Regions from separate parts of the Homo sapiens genome. Here region 1 is linked to region 2. A link is an interaction called in ENCODE POLR2A ChIA-PET data of the cell type or tissue named here. Cell type or tissue: GM12878. All regions are shown on one strand. Links, peaks and the distances in the headings refer to the core of each region. The heading gives the core; the rest is flanking DNA.

Region 1 (4,400 bases), core at 239-4,238, 530 kb before region 2:
CAGGATGAGAGGTGGCACCATTCTCTTTAATATCATTAACTCTTGATTTTTAAGGAAACATGGTTCCCATAGGCCTAAGAGGGTTTCTTAAATGTGACCTACATTCAAGCATAATTATCTTTCTTTCCCAACTGGCAAACATACACTACATAACCTTGTTGTAAAATCCCATAATTAATACAGTTTTGAATATTATGAGCCAAATTATCTGACCTAAAATATAGTAAGATATATAATAGTTGAAGACAATTAAAATTGTCTGATTGTACCTTGGCCCTGCCTCCATTACTTTTGAAACAACAGCTTTTCTTTTATGAAACATAATTTATTTTATCAGTATAAGTTATCCATAGAGTTTGATGAGAGAAGTTAGGACTGCCATATCCTTATCAAATATTCAGGACCAGTTTTAAATATTATTAAAAAGTACAACCAAGCTGAAAACTAAAGCAGTGCACATGATGCCCTGTGAAAGTAGAAATTTATTCTTTAAACAGATTAACTTATTTATTTATGCTGTTGTATTTATTTGGTTTTATCAAATGTTGTCTAAGAGACATAGCATAGCATGAGAGATAAACAAATTTACAAGCAAAAAACAAACAACCCCATTAAAAGGTGGGCAAAGAAGGTAAACAGACACTTTTCAAAAGAAGACATACATGTGGCCAACAAGCATATGAAAAAATATTCAACATCACTGATCATTAGATAAATTCAAATTAAAACCACAATGAGATATTGTCTCACACCAGTCAGAATGGCTATTATTAAAAAGTCAAAAAATAACAGATGCTGGTAAGGCTGCAGAGAAAAGGGAACATGTATACAGTGCTGGTGGGAATGTAAATTAGTTCAGCCACTGTAGAAAGCAGTTTAGTGATTTCTCAAAGAACTTAAAACAGAACTACCGTGCAACTCAGCAATCCCATTATTGGGTACATACCCAAAGGAATATAAATCATTCTACCATAAAGACACATGCAGAAATGTTTATCGCAGCACTATTCACAACAGCAAAGACATGGAATCAACCTAGATGCCCATCAGTGGTAGACTGGATAAAGAGAATATGGTACATATACCATGTATATACATAGTATACCATGGAATACTATGTAGCCATAAAAAAGAACAAGATCATGTCCTTTGCAGCAACATGGTTGGAGGCTGTTATTCTGTGAACTAACACAGGAACAGAAAACTAAATACCATATATTCTCCCTTATAAGTGGGAGCTAAACATCGACTACACATGGACACAAAGAAGGGAACAATAGACACTGGGGCTACTTGAGGGTGGAAGGTGGGAAGAGGATGAGGACTGAAAACTACCTATTAGGTACCACGCTTATTACCTGGGTGATGAAACAATCTACACACCAAACCCCCATGACGTATGCAATTTACCTAGGTAACAAATCTGCACATGTACCGCTGAACCGAAGTTTGGATCTAACCAGGTCAACATTTATCAGCTTTATTATCTTAAGCTTATCATTCAACTCTCTTGGAATCTCCGTTTCTCGTCTGTAAAATGAGATGGTGGCAATACCTATTTTACAGAATTGTTTTTAGAAAAAATATAATTGAGGTAAGTTACAACCTGGAAAGGATTTTTTTAAAAGTTTGACCTGTTTATACCTTAAAATATTGAGAAAATTGTCAGAGAAATGGTACATGCCAAAAGGCACCTTACACATATGCACTAAAAACACATGTTTACAAATGATGTAGACTATAAATAAATACTAAATATGTGTCTACAGATTTCAGGTCAGACAAATGTATATTTAAAAATTAACAGGGACTTCTAGATAAAGATGGCAGATTATGCAAATGTATTTATATTCTCTTCCATCCAAAAGCCTATTAAAATGTTAGTAAAGGAATACAAATAGGTACAAATTCATAAGCTAAAATAAGAAAAAGAAATGGACATAAACTGATAAAAGATTTCAACAATTTTTTTTTTTCAACAAACAACCCCAGATGAAAAGTGAAAACATGCTGACAGGTGAAAAGCATCCAAAGGGGTTAGCTTAGAGCAAAATAAAGAGGGTGGAGGGTTAGTGACAGCAATGGATATAGGTTGCCTGGAAGAACCATTGAGATGCTCAGAAATCTGAAAACTGAAATACCACAGGAGTGGGAGTGAGACATAAAGGCTAAAATGCAGAGGAAATCCATCAAAACTCTACTTATGAAACAGCTGATTTCACCACAATATAAGTTACAACCCCAGTCATGGCATTTGCTTTGCCCTAAAATATCAACAGAAAACCAAATATTCCCATACACTTGGAAAAACTTCTGAGTGTGAGACACTCTAATCAAAATAAACAAGAAAAGCTGATTACAAAATAGAAAGCCATATTATTTAAAAAAACAGACATTTTTGCAGAAATTCCAACACCCTTAGAAAGATTCAAGAATACAGTGCTTTCATTAGACAAGAACTGGATACTATGAAAAATGAACAAACTGAGATTTAAAAGGTTTGATTTTAAAAATATGATTGCCAACATAAAAAAGAGAAATACATTTTAAAAACTCAGAAAAGTCTCCCAGAAGATGAAATAAAAATAGACAAAAAGATCAAACCAGTCATGAAGTCTTTGCCCATGCCTATGTCCTGAATGAAAAGCAATGGCAACAAAAGCCAAAATTGACAAATGGGATCTAATTAAAGAGCTTCTGCACAGCAAAAGAAACTATCATCAGAGTGAACAAGCAACCTACAGAATGGGAGAAAATTTTTGCAATCTTTCCATCTGACAAAGGGCTAATATCCAGAATCTACAAAGAACTTAAACAAATTTCAAAAAAAAAAAAATCAAAAAGTGGGTGAAGGATGTAAACAGACACTTCTCAAAAGGATATTAAGGTGGCCAACAAATATATGAAAAAAAGCTCATCATCACTGGTCACTGGATAAATGCAAATCAAAACCACAATGAAATACCATCTCACAACAGTTAGAATGGCGATCATTAAAAAGTCAGGAAACAACAGATGGTAGAGAGGATGAGGAGAAATAGGAACGCTTTTACACTGTTGGTGGAAGTGTAAATTAGTTCAACCATTGTGGAAGACAGTGTGGCGATTCCTCAAGGATCTAGAACTAGAAATACCATTTGACCCAGCAATCCCATTACTGGGTATATATCCAAAGGATTATAAATTATTCTATTAAGACACATGCACACATATGTTTATTGAGGCACTATTCACAATAGCAAAGACTTGGAACCAACCCAAATGCCCATCAATGATAGACTGGATAAAGAAAATGTTTCACATATGCACCATGGAATACTATGCAGCCATAAAAAACGATGAGTTCATGTCCTCTACAGGGACATGGATGAAGCTGGAAACCATCATTCTCAGCAAACTAACACGGGAACAGAAAACCAAATACCACATGTTCTCATTCATAAGTGGGAGGTGAACAATGAGAACACATGGACATAGGGTGGGGAACATCACACACCAGAGCCTGTCGGGGGGTGGGGGTCTGGGGGAGGGATAGCATTAGGAGAAATACCTAATGTAGAGGACACGTTGATGGGTGCAGCCAACCGCCATGGCATGTGTATACCTATGTAACAAACCTGCACGTTCTGCCCGTGTATCCTAGAACTTAAAATATTTTTTAAAAAATAGATAATATTGGTTACTATTTTACTGTTAAAGATCAAACCAGGAAGACTAACAGATAATTAGTAGGAATTATGAAAAATAAGTAACAAAACGGGAGGAAAGCAAATTGCTAATTTGAATGATAAAAGAGATTCTGTTCAATTGAAAGCCTTAAGATTTCAGATGGGAAGAGCCCACCAGTGGCTGTAAAATGACTTCTACCACGTGATCACGGCTCAAAGGAAAAAGCAGAAAGGAAAAGCAGATCATATCATCTGCAAAAGAATGAGAATCAAGCTGGCATTAAATTTCACATTAGCAATACTAAATGCTCAGGAAAAAGGAATAATGCCTTTAAAATTCTGAGGAAAACATATTTTTAAACTATATTCTCTATACCTAATTAAATTACTATACAGGTGTGAACATAGATCACATTTGCATGTACTGATTTTCACACATTCAAAGAATCAGAAAAGCTGCATCTCACATACAGTTTCTTAGGAATTGTGTTGAGTGTGTCTTTCAATAAAAGGCTGGAGTTCCACAAATGAGGAAAGCAGCCCAACAAAGAAGAGACAGTTGTATAGGAGGCCTAGACAACAAGTACAGACAAGAGTAACAGGATGAAGCACTCTTCCCTGAAGTAGCTTCAGAAGAAGGAAGTTTCTGGAAAAATTTTAACCAAATCTCTGATGCAATGGACAAAAAAGTTGGGCACGTAATAAAGGCAAATAGTACTTTTAAAAAGCCAG
Region 2 (4,400 bases), core at 157-4,156:
ACCTTAGCACTGATGAAATATGGTACCCGCCTGCGTCACATGAGCTTCTCATGATCCAGCAGCCTCTCCTCACCTGACACTGGCTCTAGTCCCCAGTAATGACTCTGATCCTGTTTGTCCTAGGAGTCTTCTCTTCCTTTGTTTCCCACTTCCCTCACTGGGCTACTCAGTAACCAGTTAGCTGTTAAGGCGCAAGCCTTTTTTTATTTTAATTTTTATTTTTTCCAAAACTCCTCAACAATTGCAATTGCCACTTTGTTTCTACTATTATTGCCCTTGACTTATTTCTTTATTTATTTAAGTTTCTTTTGTTTTTAAACAAGAAGGCTGGGTACAGTGGCTCGTGCAGATAATCCCAGCAATTTGGGAGGCCGAGGCAGGTGGCTCACTGGAGGTCCTGAGTTCAAGACCAGCCTGGCCAACATGGCAAAACCCTGTCTCTACTAAAAATACAAAAATTACCTAGAGGTGGTGGCACACGCCTGTAATCCCAGCTACTCACATGGCTGAGGCAGGAGAATTGCTTGAACCTGGGCAGCAGAGGTTGCAGTGAACCAAGATCGTGCCACTGTACTCCAGCCTGGGCAACAGAGCGAGACCCTGTCCAAAAAAAAAAAAAAAATCTCAAGGCTGGGCATGGTGGCTCACGCCTATAATCCCAGTACTTTGGGAGTCACAGTACTCAGGATCATCTGAGGTCAGGAGTTGAATACCAGCCTGGCCAACGTGATGAAACCTCGTCTCTACTAAAAATACAAAAATCAGCCGTGCATGGTGGCATATGCCTGTAATCCCAGCTACTTGGGAGGCTGACACAGGAGAATTGCTTCAACCTGGGAGACGGAAGTTGCAGTGAGCCGAGATTACGCCACTGCACTCCAGCCTGAGCAACAAAGTGAGACTCCATCTGAAAAAAAAAAAAAAAAAAAAAACCAAGAGAATCTTCCATCATCAATTGAAAAACAGTAACTGCCCTTATTCTCACCCAGGAGGAGAGAATGAAAAAATGTTATCATTTTAATATCTTTATAATTTTAGTACCATGTACATAACATGAAGTTTACCATTTAATCATTTTTATTACAACAAAATATTTTTTAATTTTTCTGCTATTGTTGTCATATACTTTACTTCCGTGCATGTTATAAACACCATGATACATTGCTATAATTTTTCCCCAAGAGGCTTTCAGAGGTCTGCAATGAGTTAGGGTTGAAAAAACAGTGATCCAATGTGCTAGTTCAAAGACTGCCTCTCCTTGGCTTCCAGGAAGCCTTCTAAACCTACCTTTTCTATTAGCCTACCTTTTTTTTTTCTTTCCAATCTTTTAAAATTCTATTACAGATGTACAGCAAGATCAAAGGGAACACCTTGTCCCTGGGGCTTTAGCTACTGGCTGGAAGAGAAGCATAGAAATGTCTTTAACTCTTTCCAGTGGATATCACTAAGGTTATCCAATCATCCCATGACCACTCGGCCAGAGGGGGTGAGATCACCCCACCACATCCTTTACATGCACACACACACACAAACACACACACACACACAAACACACACACACCTTTCAGGCTTACTGTTGCCTTTTTATTTACTTTGCTTCACCTTGGAAGAGACTGTTAATGCTCATGCTAACCTGATTTCACCTGTATAAAAATGTCCAGGGACATGTGGGCATTCTGTGATTTGTCCTGGTTCTAAATATCCCTGAGGGTGGTCCTGACCCACATAAAAACAAGTCTGCTTCAGAGCCAGCTTCAAAGCCTACCTCTCTGATCCCCAAACCTCAGGTGATCGCACTGTCCTCTGGCCAGTGATGGTTCTTAGAGTCTGTACTTCCTATTTGATATTTATACGCAATGGCGTGCTGGTAAATGTTTAGCACCTGGCTCTGGGGGTGGAGAGGTAGGAGTCTGGGTTCGGCGGGTTTATAGATTCAATTTCTGTGGTGTAAACACTCCCACCATGGCTATTTCAAGCCACCAGTATGATGTCACTGACCACAGTCAGGAAGAGACGCAGAGTGGCATATTGTTATGTAGTATTTCTACCACACAGATATAATACACATAAATAACTTCAAGATCAGAGATAATACTGAAAGGTAATAAAACAATTAGTAATGAGTTTTGACTATTTATTATCTTTGTTATTAGTATACTTTATTTAATTATAACTTTATATAATTTAATTTCTAATAATGGCTGTGTTTAATAACCAGCTCACAAAACTGGAAAACTTAGCAATTGGCTTTTGCAAGCCAGTAGGAGCAGCTCCAGCCCACAAAAGTAATAAAGTATATGCTATCTTGTATTATTATTTTAAATCTTTTATGTCCCCAACTAAATTATATACTTCAGATTATGAAGTTATTTGTCTTAAATACTTCTTTTTATTTACCATGCTGCTAAACACAAATAGGTAATTAACTTCTTTTTTTTTTTTTTTTTTTGAGATGGAGTCTCACTCTGTCGCCCAGGCTGGAGTGCAGTGGCACCATCTCGGCTCACTGCAACTTCCGCCTCCCAGGTTCAAGAGATCCTCCTGCCTCAGCCCCACTAGTAGCTGGGATTACAGGTACGTGCCACCATGCCTGGCTAATTTTTGTAGTTTTAATAGAGATGGGGTTTCACCATGTTGGCCAAGCTGGTCTTGAACTCCTGACCTCAGGTGATCCACCTGCCTCGGCCTCCCAAAGTGTTGGGATTACAGGCGTGAGCCACTGAGCCCAGCTGGTAATTAACTTCTAACATTAATAACGTTTACTCATTGTAAATGTTTTTGAGAGGCCACTAAAATTCACCAATAACAAAATTTAGACTGGGCCCCAAATCTGACCCTTCCTGAATCATATCTTTAACCTAGAAAGTTTATGCACTAAAAAAATTTATCAAAAAAGATATATTGGCTGAGTGAGGTGGCTCACCCCTCTAATCCCAGCACTTTGGGAGGCCGAGGCTAGTGGATTGCTTGAGCCTAGGAGTTTGTGACCAGCCTAGGCAACATGGCAAAACCCTGTCTCTACTAAAAATAAATGAAAAAAAAAAAAAAAGATGTATTACTGACAGTGTAATTGAATCATTTCTGCTACCAGCTATAAGATTGCCTACCATTAAGAGCAGCGGTGACCAGCTTTGTTATCAATGCTGTTAGGAACATTGATTAACTTTCAACCCCAACAAGCAAGCAAGCCAACTCCTATGACTGCTGAAGTGAGCGCTCTAAAAGAGAGAGTATTCTTGGAGGAGGGAGCCCCGTGGTGGGTAAACAAACTGAGAAACTTAGCTAACCAAACTTGCAAGAATGATCAGTCTCTTTATAATTTACGGTTACCAAGAATTGGCATGTAACCCAAAATGTCAACTTATTATCAAGGAGATACTATCATTATCCTACTGATGGAATATCTTCCCAGTAACAATGATATTGGTATTCATTAACCAGGATTCTTCCTTCCCAGAAACAAGGAATCAGATTAGCAATGAGAAGGATATTTGTTGTGTATCAACATGGAGAATTTAAAGGTCTTGAAGCATATATCCTCTAGATATGAAAAATCCAAACGAACTATCTCTCTTCCACAGTGGAGTGTATCTATTTGGTGCAAAAGTAATTGCAGTTTTTGCCATTAAAAGCAATGGCAAAAACAGCAATTACTTTTGCACCAGCCTAGTATCTAATCCCCAGACTATTAATATCTACCAAAGTGTGTCTGTCATCTATGAAAATTACTGGTAAAGTCTGTGAAAATTTTCACTGAAGGTCAGCAAAGGCACTATTATCTCATGCTGGAGAAGTTACAAGTGAATACTAGTACTAGTAACTAGTATTCATTAATACTAGTTAGCTTTGTACACTACAGTTCCATGGCAGAGACAGCTTACTGAAAATATGCCCCAGTTCAGGGTTGGCAAATACATAGCACATGTGCTGTCCCCATCCCTTCCCATACTCTTGGCAGACATCACTAATTGATCACTACACTCTTCCTTCATTGAGTCTTACAGTTCTTCCCAACACAGCTCTATATGCAGCACTACCAATCCTGGCCCTGAGCTCCAGAAGAAGAATTAGGAAGCAAGGCATGTGCAGGTTTCTCACAGGGAGGTTAAGGACTACATGGAACTAAGTGCATTATTTCAAGTTCATTTTGATAGCTTGCTGTTAGAAGGTTAATGTTGTTGCCTGCTGCTCCTTACTGTAAACCCCTAGGTCCTGACTACCGAGGGGATATCAAGGGCTCTATGTTGGCTTTGGTTTTTCTCCTCTCCAGTGTTACAATATGGAGATGCCTACGTCTTACTTACACAGAACGAATTGTTCACCATCATTTTGTCAGTGAATGTATGTTTTAGAAGTCAGTTACTATGGGTGCAGCACACCAGCATGGCACATGTATACAT

What was found. ChIA-PET counts read pairs that join two places held together with the same protein. Peaks named below come from ENCODE experiments on the same cell type or tissue, not always from the same donor. Only the 100,000 strongest peaks of a DNase experiment are listed, where the experiment ranks them.
Region 1: POLR2A ChIA-PET joins it to region 2 with 5 read pairs; 1 of 35 experiments calls an interaction of 5 or more read pairs at or near these places.

The regions. Positions count from the first base shown.
Region 1 is chr12:92,564,576-92,568,975 of GRCh38, forward strand. The region is part of intron 1 of LOC105369905 (a long non-coding RNA gene); the gene reads left to right. Among named protein-coding and RNA genes, the nearest start is that of LINC02397, 100 kb to the left of the region's middle. In GM12878, for the core only: no CTCF peak of the experiment used is centred there; no DNase peak of the experiment used is centred there; H3K27ac peaks cover 172 bases.
Region 2 is chr12:93,093,663-93,098,062 of GRCh38, forward strand. All of the region lies in intron 3 of LOC643339 (a long non-coding RNA gene), which reads right to left. LOC105369908 (a long non-coding RNA gene) reads left to right here. Exons shown (of 4, transcript NR_188219.1): 2 at 2,453-2,574. Among named protein-coding and RNA genes, the nearest start is that of LINC02412, 79 kb to the right of the region's middle. In GM12878, for the core only: no CTCF peak of the experiment used is centred there; a DNase peak (open chromatin) is centred at 1,949; H3K4me3 peaks cover 331 bases; H3K27ac peaks cover 673 bases.